Regions from separate parts of the Homo sapiens genome. Here all the other regions are linked to region 3. The links are chromatin loops, found by intact Hi-C in ENCODE. Cell type or tissue: GM12878. All regions are shown on one strand.

Region 1 (5,000 bases), 330 kb after region 3:
CCTTATTGTGTGTGTGTGCGTGTGTGTGTGTTTTAGAAACAGGGTCTCACTCTGTCACCCAGGCTGGAGTGCAGTGGTATGAGCATAGCTCACAGTAACCTCAAACTCCTGGCCCAGGGGATCCTCCCGCCTCAGCCTCCTGAGTAGCTGAGACTACAGGCACACACTATCATGCCAGCTTATTATTTTATTTTCTGTACAGATGAGGTCTTACTATGTTGCCCAGGCTGGGCTTGAACTCCTGGCCTCAAGTGATCTTCTTGTCTTGGGCTTTCAAAGTGCTGGGATTATTCACGTTGAGCATCTTTTCATGTGCATATCTCTTCTTCAGTAAAGTGTCTGTTTAAAGTGTTTGCCAGTTTTTAAAATTTGGATTGCTTATCTTCTAATTATTGAATTTTGAGTGTTTTACAGTTTACTCTGGATCCAAGTCCTTTGTCAGATACCGGTTTTGCAAATATTCTCCTCTAGTCTGTGACTTGTCTTTTTATAGTTTTTAACAGCATCATTTGAAGAGCAGATTTTAATTTTGACAAAGTCTAATTTGTCAGCTTTTTTTTTTTTTTTTGAGACCGCGTCTCACTTTGTCACCCAGGCTGGAGTGCAGTGGCACCATCTCGGCTCATTGCAACCTCTGCCTCCCAGGTTCAAGTGATTCTCATGCCCCAGCCTCCCAAGTAGCTGGGACTACAGGCACATGCCACCATGCCCAGGTTAAGTTTTATTTTTAGTAGAGACAGGGTTTCACCATGTTGACAAGGCTGGTCTTGAACACCTGACCTCAAGTAATCCACCCACCTCAGCCTCCCAAAGTGCTGGGATTACAGGTGTGAGCCACCACGTCTGGCCTGTCAGTTCTTTTTATAGGTTTGTTCTTTTATGGTGTGGTCCCACTTAAGGTTTTAAGAGGATCTCTCTGGCCACTATTGAGAAGAGAGTTGGAGGTGGCTGTGGGGAGACCAGTTAAGAGGCGATAACAAGAAATCAGGCAAGCCTGGGCGCGGTGGCTCACGCCGGCAATCCCAGCACTTTGGGAGGCCGAGGCGGGCGGATCACCTGAGGTCAGGAGTTGGAGACCAACCTGGCCAACATGGTGAAACCCCATCTCTACTAAAAATACAAAAATTAGCCTGGTGTGGTGGTGCATGCCTGTAATCCCAGCTACTCAGGAGGCTGAGGCAGGAGAATCACTTGAACCCAGGGGGCGGAGGTTGCAGTGAGCCGAGATCGCACCACTGCACTCCAGCCTGGACGACAGAGTGAGACCGTGTCTTAAAAAAAAAAAAAAAGAAAGAAATCAGGCAAGGGATGATGATGGCTTGGACCAGGGTGGTTGTAGTGGAGGTGATGAGAAGACGAGGGATTTGGGGCTATGCTGAATCTAGGACCAATGGGATTTTCTGATGGATTGGATGTGAGATGTAAAACAAGGAGAGAAAGCAAAGAGACTCCAGCAGAAGGGCCGGAAGGGTGGTTTTACCCTTACATGAGACTGCAAGGCAGTGGCAGAACAGGTGAGGGCAAAGACGTGGAGCCCCATGTTTGACCTATTAGGTTTGAGATGCCTGTTGACATCCCAAGTGGAATAGGTGTTTGGACATATGAGTCTAGGCTCACTGTGATTCAGCCTCTGGTCATGCTAGGTTCTATGTTATCTTCTGGTATTCCTCTTCTGGATTTATATCCTCCGCTGAACTTGTCACTTCCTTTATTGGAGCCATATACTTACTAACTGCACACATTCTGAGTCATGTAGGCAGTTGTTCAGGACTCGAGCTCAACTTGGATCAGCTATGTTTCTGTCTCTCATCAACTCATATGCCGATTTGTCCTTCACAAGCCCGTGACAATGCAGGAGCCGTGAGTGAAGTCACTTTCCACGCATGGCTTTGGACTGGGTAGAGATTTTCAAGCCTTGCTGACTTTTGGGAAGAAAAAGCCTAAGGCTGCCTCTAGGTCCGTCTCTCATTATCCTGAAGCCTGTCCCTCTGGTGATTTGCATTTTTCTCCATTTGTAGATTTAAATGAATCTGAGGATAATGCTGTCTGCTGTCCAACTCTTCCTGCCTATTGACCAAATCACAAAAGGGAGGCATAACCACCTAGTCCTCGGTCCTGCAGGTCAAAGAAGCTACGTGGAAGGTTACCGGCTTTTTTTTTTCTTTTTTTTTTAATATTTATTTTTTTAAATTTTCTATTTCCATAGGTTATTGGGGAACAGCTGGTATTTGGTTACATAAGTCCTTTAGTAGTGATTTGGGAGATTTTGGTGCACACATCACCTGAGCAGTATACACTGAACCCAATTTGTAGTCTTTTGTCCCTCACCCCTTTCCCATCCTTTCCCCCTGAGTTCCCAAAGTCCATTGTGTCATTCTTATGCCTTTGCATCCTCATAGCTTAGCTCCCGCTTATGAGTGAGAACATACGATGTTTGGTTTTCCATTCCTGAGTTACTTCACTTAGTATAATAGTCTCCAATTCCATCCAAATTGCTGCAAATGCCATTAATTCATGCCTTTTTATGGCTGAGTAGTATTCCATCGTATATATGTACTACAGTGTCTTTATCCACTCATTGATTGATGGGCATTTGGGTTGGTTCCACGTTTTTGCAATTGCAAATTGTGCTGCTATAAACATGCATGTGCAAGTATCTTTTTTGTATAATGACTTTTTTTCCTCTGGGTAGATGCCCAGTAGTGGGATTGCTGGATCAAATGGTAGTTCTACATTTAGTTCTTTAAGGATTCTCCATACTATTTCTGGAAGGTTACTGTTCATCCAGATGAAACTTGAGTCCATTTCCCAACTATGCAGAGATTTGTTTTGTGTTTTGAGTATTGGGTTTAAGAAAAATACTTCTTTTTTTTTTTTTTTTTTTTTGAGACAGAGTCTTGCTTGAGTGCAGTGGCACAATCATAGTTCAGTGCAACCTAGAACTCCTGGGCTTAAGCAATCCTTCCATCTCAGCCTCCCCAGTAGTTGGGACTACAGGCATGCACCACCATGCCTGGCCAAGGGAAAGACTTCATCTTTAAGGAAGATCGAATAACCAGCAGGGGTATATTACTGAGGCCAATAAATGCCTCTTTGGTCCTCTGGGCAAGTGAAGCAGTGCCATCAGCTGGCTGGTCCCACACACCACATGGTGTCCCCAGGGGGGATGTATGCTGAGTTTATTATTTCAAATATCTTAGATGCAGAGTTCCCAGATGTAATATTAGGCTCCCCAGAAGGTGCCAATTCATTAGAGTAGCTTTCAGTATATTTTAATTTTGTTTCTCACCAGATCGCTACTTGTACTAAAACCAAAATAATTCCAAAAAGAAAAGTGATTTATACACCTCCCTTGTTCATGCAGTGGCGATTTTCATTGTTCCTTTCTCCTTCTATGTCTTTGTCCATTCTCATCATGTTTACATTGTTGTAAGTCATTGTGTATATGCATTTGAAGTGATACAATTTTGTATTATCATTATTCATTTTTTTTTTTTTTGAGACAGGGTCTTGCTGTGTCACCCAGGCTGCAGTGCAGTGGTGGTGTGAGCTCTGCTTACTGCAGCCTCGATCTCCTGGGCTCAATCATCCCTCCCACCAGATGGCACAACAGGCATGTGCCACCATACCCAGCTTGTCTTCATATTTTTGTAGAGATAGGGTTATACCATGTTGCCCAGGCTGGTCTCAGGTGATCTGCCTGCCTTGGTCTCTCAAAATGCTGGGATTATATGCATGAGCCACTGCGTCCAGCCTGAAGAGCTTTACTTAATCCTCATAATCACTCTTTAGATATTGTCATTAGCCCCATTTTACAGATAAGGAAAATGAGGCATATATATATATATATATATATACACACACACACACACATATATACACATATATGTATATATGTATACGTGTACATATATACATATGTATACCGACACACACAAATACATATATACACATATATGTAAATTTATTTTTCTTGTTAGAAATGACATTGCAAAAAACATCTCATGTAGTTTTATTTTTTTAATCTTTAAAAATTCCTTAGGATAAAGGGATATTATGAAATTTTAAGATGATCCCTGATGTCCAATCTCGTATGAGTCAACTCGCTTTACCACAGTGTTGTAATACTAGGTAACTCTTAAAATTCTCCTAATGTAGGGGCCTGGGCATGGTGGCTCATTGCCTGTAGTCCCAGAACTTCAAGAGGTTGAGGCGGGAGGATCACTTGAGGGGAGTGGATCACTTGAGGCGAGGAGTTTGAGACCAGCCTGGCCAGCATGGCAAGACACCGTCTCTACTAAAAATACAAAAATTTGCCGGGCGTGGTGGCACATATCGGTAATCCCAGCTACTTGGGAGGCTGAGACATGAGAATCACTGGACCCTGGGAGGCGGAGGCTGAAGTGAGCTGAGATTGCACCACTGCACTCCAGCCTGGGTGACAGAGCGAGAGACTCTGTCTCAAAAAACAACCCAACTATCTTAATGTAGTGAGTGTAAGATGCTCCCACACTGTTCTATTTCTTTGATCACAGCAAAATTGAACATTTTTTCACACACTTGTTTGCTAATAGTATCTCTTTTTTCATGAATTGTCTTCTCAAGTTCTTTGCCAGTTTACATATTGGAGACTTAATTTTTTTTTTTTTTTTTGGTATCGACATGTGTAAGTCCTTATTTTTTTTGTTCCAACATGCGTTAAGTTCTTTTTTTTTGAGATGGAGTTTCACTCTTGTTGCCTGGGCTAGAGTGCAATGGCGTGATCTTGGCTTGGCTCACTGCAATCTCTGCCTCCCGGGTTCAAGCGATTATCCTGCCTCAGCCTCCCAAGTAGCTGGGATTACAGGTGCCCTCCACAACACCGGGCTAATTTTTTTGTATTTTAAGTAGAGACGGGGTTTCACTACGTTGGCCAGGCTGGTCTCCAACTCCTGATCTCAAGTGATCCACCTGCCTCAGCCTCCCAAAATGCTGAGATTACAAGCATGAGCCACTGTGCC
Region 2 (5,000 bases), 180 kb before region 3:
ATTTGGGGGTAAATTTATAGCATCAAAAGGCTATATTAGAAGAGAAGAAAGATCTTAAATCAACAAACTCAGCTCCTACTTTTAAAAGCCAGAAAAATAAGCAAAGTAAAACTAAAGTAAGCAGAAAGAAGGAAATCAATGAAATATAAAACAACAGAGAAAAATCAATGAAAATAAAGCTTGTTCTTCAAGAAGATCAATAAAATTAATAAACTCCCAGTCATACTGATATGACAGAGAGAGAAGAGGGGAGGAAAGGAGGCTATCAACAGATATAGAATTGCCATAGATTCTATAGATATAAAAGGATAATGAAGGAATATTATATGAATTTTATGCCAATAAATTCAACAACTTTGATAAAATGAAAAAATTCCTTGAAAAGACATAAATTACCAAAGCTGACTCAAGAAGAAATGGATAACATAAATAGTTCAATATTTAGTAAAGAACATGAATATTTCATTTAAAACCTTTCCACAGAAAGAAAACTCTAGGCCCAGATGGATTCACTGACAAATTCTACCTATCATTTAAGAAAGAAATAACAGGCCGGGCCTGGTGGCTCATGCCTGTAATCCCAGCACTTTGGGAGGCAGAGGCAGACGGATCACCTGAGGTCAGGAGTTTGAGACCAGCCTGACCAACAGGGAGAAACCTCATCTCTACTAAAAATACAAAATTAGCTGGGCGTGGTGGCGCATGCCTATAATCCCAGCTACTCAGGAGGCTGAGGTAGGAGAATCGCTTGAACCCAGGAAGCAGAGGTTGCAGTGAGCTGAGTTTGCGCCATTGCACTTCAGCCTGGGCAACAAGAGCAAAACTCTGTCTCAAAAAAAGAAAAAAAAAAAAGAAAAGAAAGAAAGAAAGAAAAGAAAAGACAAAAGAAATAATAACAATTCTACACAAACTCTTCTAAGAAACTGAGGAAAAGGGAATATTTCCCTACCTTTCCTATGAGGCCAGCATCACTCTGATAATAAAACCAGACAAATAGATCAAAAGAAAACTACAGACCAATTTTTATTCATGAACACAGGTGTAAAAATTCTTTAAAACATTTTTAACAAATCAAATCCAACAATCTATTTAGAAGTTAATATATCATGACTAAATAGAGTTTACCAAGGAAAGCATTTTGGTTTCACATTTAAAAACCAATCAATGTATTACTATATTAATAAACAAAAAAAGAAAAATCATATGATCATCTTGATAGACAAAAAAAAGGTGTTTGACAAAATATAACATGCATTCTTGATTAAAATTCTGACAAACTTAGAATGGAACATTCTCAACCTAATAAAGGGCACTATGAAAAACGTATAGCTAAGCTCAGAATTAATGGCAAAAGATTCTGTCTTTCCCCCTAAAATCAGGAAAAGGGCAGGAGTGTCCAGTCTTGTCTCTTCTATTAAACATGATCCTGTAAGTTCCTGACAGAGAAATCAGACAAGAAAAAGACAGAGAAGATACCCAGATTAGGAGGAAAGAAATAAGCTGCTTCTATTCACTAAAAATATGATCATCCATGTAGAAAATCCAGTAAGACCTACAAAAAAAACTACTAGAACTAATAAGTGAGTTTAGCAAGGTTGCAGAATGCAAGTGAATATACAAAAATCAGTGAATTTCTACATATTGATAGTGAACTGGAAACTAAAGTTAAAAAACACCACCATTTAATACTGCATCAAAAATATGAAACACATAGGAATAAATCTGACAAAATATATGAAAGGCTTATATACTGAAAAGTACAAAATATTGCTGAAGGAAATAAGTAAGATCTAAATAGAGAGATAGACCTTGTTCGAGAGTTGAAAACTCAATATTTTAAACTGTCAATTCTCCCCAAATTGATCACACGATCAATATAATCTCAACCAACATCTTGGCCAGATTCTTTATAGAACCTGACAAGCTGATTCTAAAAGTCATACGCTAGTGAAAAGAATCTTAAAAAGCCAAAACTATGTAACATTATCTCACTTCAAAACTTACTACAAAGCAAGCTACAGTAATAAAGACAGTATAGTATAGGCATAAAGATAGACAAATAGATCAAAGGAACAGAATAGAGAGTATAGAAATAAACTCACACATACATGGACAACTGATTGTTTACAAAAGTACAAAGGCAATGCAAAGGTGGAGAATGGACAGCTTTTTCAAAAATGCCTTCAGAAAAATTGAATATCCATATGCAAAAGAAATTAACTTTAATCTATACCTCCCACCATATTCAAAACTTAAAATCAAACAGGCACAGTCTACTTCATGTCAAGTATACCTTTTGGAAAAGAAAAGGCAGAAATAAGCCAACCAGTCTTAGGGTTGATTCAGGCAAATACATAACATGGACCAACGCATACCAATCTGTGATAACTGATATTGTAACAACTGGTTAAGCACTTTAAAGCATGTTAATTTATTCTTTAAAAATACAAAAATTCACTTCATTTCTTTTTTGAACAATATCAACATCAGTTTCCCTTTACTATAAGTATAAGAAACCAACACTAGAGGAAAGGGAATGTACAGAAAATATTCAAAATGGTGTACAAAATCAACTGAGAGATAATATACTGCCTCCTCATGCTTTCAGTAACCTTTCCCACGCTATGTTAACAAGTCTGAAGTTACCCAGGCCATATGCTAATATAATGCATACACTCTATAAGTAAATGATCTTCACTAAGAAGTGTCGAAATGTGTAAGGAGAGAAGCATTCTTTCTGGTGTACAGACTAGGAAAGCAATTCACACAATCTCAAATTAAATTGAGAGTTTCTGAGTTGGCTACAACCAAAAATCACCCTGAGAAGTGAAAACAGCATGGATCACTTAAGAGCATGAAAATGTGGTTTCTCTTCTCACATTTATACTTACTGTATGTATCAATACCACATACCAGGGCCTATACAGTAAAAGTGCTAAGAAAGCAGCGAAGCTTAAGCCATTTCTAAAGTCTTAGAAGAGGCTTTGGTGAAGTCAATCTCGTGCTACCTGTTTTAGCAGATAAAACAACATCTTCCTTAAAAACAGTCAAAGAAAGGATCAGCTTATGCTAGGTGAGTAATAATGCCAACAGTTTATTGCCCCAATAAACCTCTTAAGGAGTAGAAAAAGGACAGCGCTAGTTGGTAGTAAGTTTATATGTAACCACATACCTGGCTTAGCCTTTCACAGACTGCGTGCATGAAATCAAAAAGCCAAAGATGATGCAATTTGATGTGTGAGAATTTTACAAATGCAAAGTAGCCTACTGAGTGCAGCTCAAATATCCCTGAGACTAGTCAACATTTACTAATTTTTTTTTCTTTTTTCTTTTTTTGAGACAGAGTTTCACTCTTGTTGCCCAGGCTGGAGTGCAATGGCGTGATCTCGGCTCACTGCAACCTCTGCCTCCCAGGTTCAAGAGATTCTCCTGCCTCAGCCTCCCAAGCAGCTGGGATTACAGGCATGTGCCACCATGCCCACTAATTTTGTATTTTTAGTAGAGACGGGGTTTCTCCATAATGGTCAGGCTGGTCTCAAACTCCTGCCCTCAGGTGATCTGCCTGCCTCAGCCTCCCAAAATGCTGGGATTACAGGCATGACCTACCATGCCCGGCCTTTTTTTTTTTTTTTTTTTTTAAAGACAGAGTCTCGCTCTGTTGCACAGGCTACAGTGCAGTGGTGTGATCTCGGCTCACTGCCTCCTGGGTTCAAGCAATTCTCCTGCCTAGGCCTCCCAAGTAGCTGGGATTATAGGCACACACCACCAAGCCTGGCTAATTTTTGTATTTTTTAGTAGAGATGGGGAGTTTTACCATGTTGGCCAGGCTGGTCTCAAACTTCTGACCTCAGGTGATCTGCCTGCCTCTGCCTCTCAAAGTGCTGGAATTACAGGCGTGAGCCACCATGCTCGGCCAACGTTTACTAATCTTAATAGCATCTGTGAGATCCAGAATGGTTTTCATAAATGTCTGGTTTTCTCCTTCTATTTCCCACCGTGATGTTTTTTGTTTCTTTTAACTTTTCTACTTTTCCTAGTTATTACGGTTAAAAAAAAAAAAAAAAAAAAAAAAACTTCAAGTCTAAATACTAAAACCAGAAGACATACATTTCTTCAGACAATCTCAATGCATCCTGCTTTGGAAATTTTGTCCTTCATTTCAGGAAGAAATTTTTATAATTCACACAACTTCCTTAGTCAATCCAACAAGAAAGTCAGGAAAAACACATAGGCATTTATTTTGATTAGGAAAAATTCTCACATTAACAATAAGAAAACAAACCACACAACTCGCCATCTCTGATGCCAAAGCCAGAGGCAGACCTTCATGGTGGCAGCTCATAAATTCTAGCCCAAGATCACAAATACAGCTGTAAGGAAACCCTCCCAAGAAAAACACATGGCATTATAAAAACCACGAGGGAGATTAGTGAAAAATTAAGCACGTATCATTCACCAACTTTTCCAAGAGTATTTTTTTACAGTTTATTTACTTTAAACTGTCCCAAAGTAATTAACCCAGAGGTGAAGCCCTGGAAAATAGGGACCATCTCTTATATTCCTCTGACATCTCTCAGGTTTGAAACACAGAGAATGCATGTAAAACATGTACTGAATAAAGAGAGCTACCTGGAAGAGGGCAAGGAGTCCTACACAAGAACCATTTCACGCCAGTGTTGAACAGTCTAGGAAGAAAATACTGTATCTTATCAATTTCATTCAGTCTACATAAATAGGGTATAGGGAAGGATTTTCCAAAGCCAGAAGAATCAACATATATGCCTCACAATTTACTTACTGAAAAACTGAAAAGCAGGCCAGGTACAGTGGCTTACACCTGTAATCCAAGCACTTTGGGAGGCCATGGCAGGTAGATTCTCTGAGCTCAGGAGTTTGAGACAAGCCTGGGAAACATGGAAAAACCCTGCCTCCCCCGAAAATACAAAAACAGCCGGGCATGGTGGTGCATACCTGTAGTACCAGCTGCTTAGGGGACTGAA
Region 3 (5,000 bases):
GTATATGTGACTTTATTTCAAGGGTAATTACTAAAACAATAGTATGTGAATCTTTAAAACCAAATCGGGGTTCGAGGTGGGGTGGAGTTGAATAAGAAGGAATGAGCTGGAAAATGGTGGTGCCCAGATTCGAATCCAGGATGCCAAGTTCCCAAGCCTATTTGCAAAAGAATACCACCACATTGCATACAATCAGCTCTCAGAAATCACATGTGTGTCCTTAGGAAACAAACATACTATTTCCGCTTGTCATCTTTTCTCAAAGCACATGAAGACTTAAGATTTAAATCCTCAGTGGATCAAGAGTTGATGAGAAATTACCACCACAGGCCACACTCCATACACAGCACTTGTTTTTGGCCTCTCCAAAGGAAATCTTTCCAAGTAGGTTGGAAAGTCAACAAGATGGTAACTAGAAGCAGAACTTTTTTTATTGCTAGAACTATCCAAGCCCATCGCCACTTTAAATTTTGCCTAAAAATTAACAATCCCTGGGCAAAAGCTCTTTCTCATAGCCGAAGGAGCAGTGATAACCTCACACCTAAACTCTGCATTGCTCTCCTATTGAAAGACATTTCTGGCCGGGCGCAGTGGCTCATGCCTATAATCCCAGCACCTTGGGAGGCCGAGGCGGGCAGATTACCTAAGGTCAGGGGTTTGAGACCAGCCTAACATGGTGAAAGTCCGTCTCTATTAAAAATACAAAAAAATTAGCCAGGCATGGTGGCAGGCGCCTGTAATCCCAGCTCCTTGGGAGGCTGAGGCAGGAGAATTCCTTGAACCCGGGAGGTGGAGGTTGCAGTGAGCCAAGATCACACCATTGCACTCCAGCCTGGGCAACAAGAGCAAACCTCCATCTCAAAAAAGAAAAAAAAAAGACATTTCTGATTTAAGTATGTTTTTGTCAAGAATCTTTAATTATGTTTCACAATTGTGTCTTCCTTTCTTTCACTTGCCTAAGATTTCAACTTCAGTGCCTCAGAAGTAGATTAAATAAAGATAAGCTCTTGTCAATCAGAGCTGGCTTCTCCTCCCCCCACCTACCTTCTCTGGTTACTAGTTCCAAATGCTGCCAATCAAGAAAAATTCTTGCACATCAGCTGTCATTCTTTCCTGTCTAAATGACGCTGGTCACACTTCATTAGGAACACTGTCCTGATCAAAAGCTACAGCCAATCATGTCCACAGAACATCGAAGAAGCAGCTGGTCATGTCTAGCTGGTGTCTGGCACAATTCCCACTCACAGAGGATGCAAGCAGGGCCAGACACACTTCCCCAGGGCCAAAGAGGCAGCTAGTCATGTCTCTGGCACATTACAGGCTGCTGTAAACTACATGTCCTCTGCTGATTGTGTTCCTACGTCATTGGCCCACTAAAGATAGTCTCAAACTTGAGTAAGTCCTCGTAGCCACAAAGACCACTGGGAGTTTAGCAGTCCTCTCCTTCATTAGCTGGTTGTGACACTGAGGGATTTAAGTCAAGCTGCTGGTTTCTAATTCTCCAGACAGCAGGTTCAATCCTTCCCCAACATACAGAAGTTTACAACAGCCACCATTCTATACACCGACGACAACATCCATACTCTCTTAGCACAGACTGCATATACTATGTCAAGGAAACAGTAAAGAATTAGCACAAATCTGATAGTTAAAGCCTCAAAGAGCCAATTCTTTCAACTCAAATACTTATTTTCAACTGTATTGACATAGTACTGTTGTGACATTTACTTAAAAAGATGAGGTGGGTGGGAGATTTTTAAAACTACAGCCCTTTAAACACCTAAAGAAACAGTAGGATAGAAGCAAGAGCAGAATTTGGTTGAGGTATTTTTGGTTGTTGTTTTCTTTTGAGCTTGCAAGCTCTTTATTCTCCAGTTGAGCTATCCTGTTTGTCCCCAGGGTATAGTGCAGAAAGCTTTATACCCAAGATTCAACATGCCAGTCATGCCCTTAAATCCCAGATGTGTGTACCCACATCAGGAGCCTGGCTGTGTCAATATGCAGGTGCGGAATGACTCAGAGGTGGGCCATTCATACCAGAAGAGGCATTTGCCTGGGTTCAGAGTGAATCAGAAGTTCAGTTATTAGTAATAGAAGTGGTTATTTAAATGTATGATTTCATCCTAATTAAAACTAATGGGGGAGAGAATTTGCATTTAGCTGCCTAGTAAATAGCTCTGTTATTTCACTTTTAATATCTGAAGGGTATTAGCAAGATAAGGTTTTCAGGGCAGGAGGGGAGGGAAGTGAAGGTGGTGGGTTGTTATTCCCACCCCCTGAAGATTGGTTTTATATCCTATTCCTTTTCTTTAGTGCTTTTTAACAACCTCCACCCATCTAACCAACCCCCTAGGCCAGAACCTAATAAAACATTCCATCTTAGAAAGCTAACAGTCCAGTACACCTAAGAAAACCACCCAGGGACACCACCGAACATCTTGCATTCACACTAATAACTGCAGGATATCTGATTAGGAGAATGCAAAATAAGAAGCCATTAATAGCAGCCCTCATCTCCTTCCTCCACACTGATTACCAAAAGAACAGCAGCAGCTGAATCAGAGCTAAATCCTATTCACAAGGGACCTAGGGCAACAAAGAGGAAAAAAAACCGTTAGAGTAGTGCTTCTCAAGGGAAGCTGCTTTAAGTCATTTTGATTCTGGCATCAATCACGCCTGCCACAAACCAATAAGCATGTATAACGCAAGCAAAGACTAGATTCCATTCCTTCCCTCCCTCCTGGGGTTCAGCACAGTGCACCTAGCATACTTAATTGCCCTGCCAACCAAACTGCTACTTGCAAGGCCTCCAGAGGAACTCAGCTAGTCCAAGGCTGAGTTTAACTCACAGGCTTAAATGTTTACCCTGAGAGCACAAAAATATCAGCTGGGGAGAGGGAACAGATGGCCTCAGGGCAGCCCACTCTCACTCTCACAGAAGCTGACTAACCACAAGACTCTTTCGAAGAGTTTTACCCTCTCTGTGCCTTAGTTTTTTTACCTGATAGCATATCTGCTCCCCAGGGTCATTGTGGGAAGTAAACAAATTAATTCACATAAAATACCACGAACAGTGCTTAATAAAAATTAAGTGTCTCCACCCTTGTCCCCCTCCCATGTACCTATAGAAGAGAGAGAAGGGGATGAAAAAGGAGAGAAGGAAAAAAAAAATGGATCCAAGGATATGGCTTAGATTTACAGATAAAGAACCTGATGGCCCACCTCCCCAAATGACCCCCTTGCATTGAACTTTACTCCACCCCAAATCTGTAGTTCTCTCCCTTCCAAAGGCACAGTTTCTGACTCCTGGCTTAGCAGTCAGTGAAGATGATCAGAATTCCCCTTCTCTGCAAAGAACCTCAGCAAAAAAAAAAATAATAATTAGCGTTTCCATAAACACAGTATTTTGAGATTGGTGAGGGATCTGTGGATCCCCAAACTCTGTGCAAGTCAAAATGAATTTGCTGGTAGACAGCCAATGTTTCCGATTTGATTTGGCAGAATATACCCAGTTAGGATGTTCTCTCAATGCAATTAGCAATGCACTGTCAATGAGCAGTTTAGCTATTGACAATACCTGTTGCAATTTAATTTTAAATGTCAATGACTTGTTTGGGTTCACTGTAACAAGGCTTTTATGCATGACAAATAAGCATCCTAGAACAACAGGATGGATGAGCAAAACAAGAGGGTGAAGAAAATCAATAGACACTGTATAAGGGGCTGTCTTTCAAACATCCCCCTGTGGCTATGACTGCCATGAACAAGGCAGGCTGCTCCTCCCAGGAGCAGACTGGGGACTTAGGGAGTGTGTTACTGTCATCTACTTTTGCAACTGATGCCCACTGTTCCTAATGGGATATGGGAATGAGGAGCAGACCAGGTTCTGGAGATAACCCGGACTAGGCAAAAATGCTAGCCCAAGCAGGGACTTGCTTCTGAGGACACCACAGTGACTCTGCCCGACTTTTACTAGCTAGGTGGCCTTGAGCAAGTTATCTAACCTCTCTTTGCCTCAATTTCTTCCTCATCTATACAATTAGGATAATTGTAAAGAATATATAAACAAACATATTACAAGCACTTAGCACAGTACTTGGTACATTAATAGCATTTGATAAATGTTAGCCTCTTGTTATTATTCAATTGAGTTAAATGGTTGATATTACTCAAAAAAGAAACAAAAAAAACAATCTATACACTCGCACAACATAGAAGGATGTCACCAATTCAAGCATCTACAGTGCAGGACTTTGAGTAAAGTTGACTCCCATGGAAAAACTGAGAGGGGTAGAGTCTACAGCAAAATGGAAAATCTGTACCCCTTTCCTAGAGCACTCCTGCTCTCAATAACAAATGAAGCCAGGCATGCAGCATGGCCTGACACTGCCAGGTGTTCTGATTTTCCCGGAATAACCCTAAATCTGGATTTTTTTAAATGTGAAATGTCCTGGACTTTAAATGTTGAAAAGTACCTCCAAAATTTTTAAAACAACAAATATGCCAAATGAACCAAACCTGTGCCTGGACCAGGTTTATTAAAGACTATATTTCTGAGAAGTCTCTCGTCCAGGGTAACCCTTAAGAACTCCCTAGGGAAAAAAAAGTCACCAAAAGTCTTTACTCATTTCCCATATAGGTGAAGCCTTACCAGAGAATAACACCACAGAAGGGTCTGCAGAGAATCTGGAGTGTCCTCTAAATCACAGGACAAGAAGCTGCAGCAGGTGCTTCCATGCTGACTTACAGCCTGCTTACTGAGAGGGTAAGTGGATGATTTATGAGTTGCAAAGGTGATGCAAAATGCTAATCAGCTTTAAGCTGACACTGGATAACACAAGCAAATTTATATCTTCTCTAAAATAATTCAAATGCTTTTCATGAGGAATAGCAGGCAAGGATAAAGATGAAGTGATAACACTTCAGAGACTTCACAAAATATCCCAATTAATCTAGGCCATAAACCTACAACAGATCCTCACTTCTGAGCACAGGAGCAC

What was found. Hi-C counts contacts between places; a loop is a spot of excess contacts. Peaks named below come from ENCODE experiments on the same cell type or tissue, not always from the same donor. Only the 100,000 strongest peaks of a DNase experiment are listed, where the experiment ranks them.
Region 1: a loop joins it to region 3, with 2.8 times the contacts of the local background. A loop is called at or near these places in 1 of 110 quality-filtered maps.
Region 2: a loop joins it to region 3, with 10 times the contacts of the local background. A loop is called at or near these places in 1 of 110 quality-filtered maps.

What each region holds. Positions count from the first base shown.
Region 1 is chr7:69,401,496-69,406,495 of GRCh38, reverse strand. No RefSeq gene overlaps it. Among named protein-coding and RNA genes, the nearest start is that of CT66, 190 kb to the left of the region's middle. In GM12878, a CTCF peak has its summit at 3,118 (motif pointing left); no DNase peak of the experiment used is centred here.
Region 2 is chr7:69,920,401-69,925,400 of GRCh38, reverse strand. The region is part of intron 2 of AUTS2 (activator of transcription and developmental regulator AUTS2); the gene reads right to left. Among named protein-coding and RNA genes, the nearest start is that of AUTS2, 320 kb to the right of the region's middle. In GM12878, no CTCF peak of the experiment used is centred here; DNase peaks (open chromatin) are centred at 2,730 and 3,170; H3K4me3 peaks cover 493 bases; H3K27ac peaks cover 2,981 bases.
Region 3 is chr7:69,736,401-69,741,400 of GRCh38, reverse strand. The region is part of intron 1 of AUTS2 (activator of transcription and developmental regulator AUTS2); the gene reads right to left. Among named protein-coding and RNA genes, the nearest start is that of AUTS2, 140 kb to the right of the region's middle. In GM12878, no CTCF peak of the experiment used is centred here; DNase peaks (open chromatin) are centred at 1,280, 2,010 and 2,870; H3K4me3 peaks cover 1,118 bases; H3K27ac peaks cover 1,806 bases.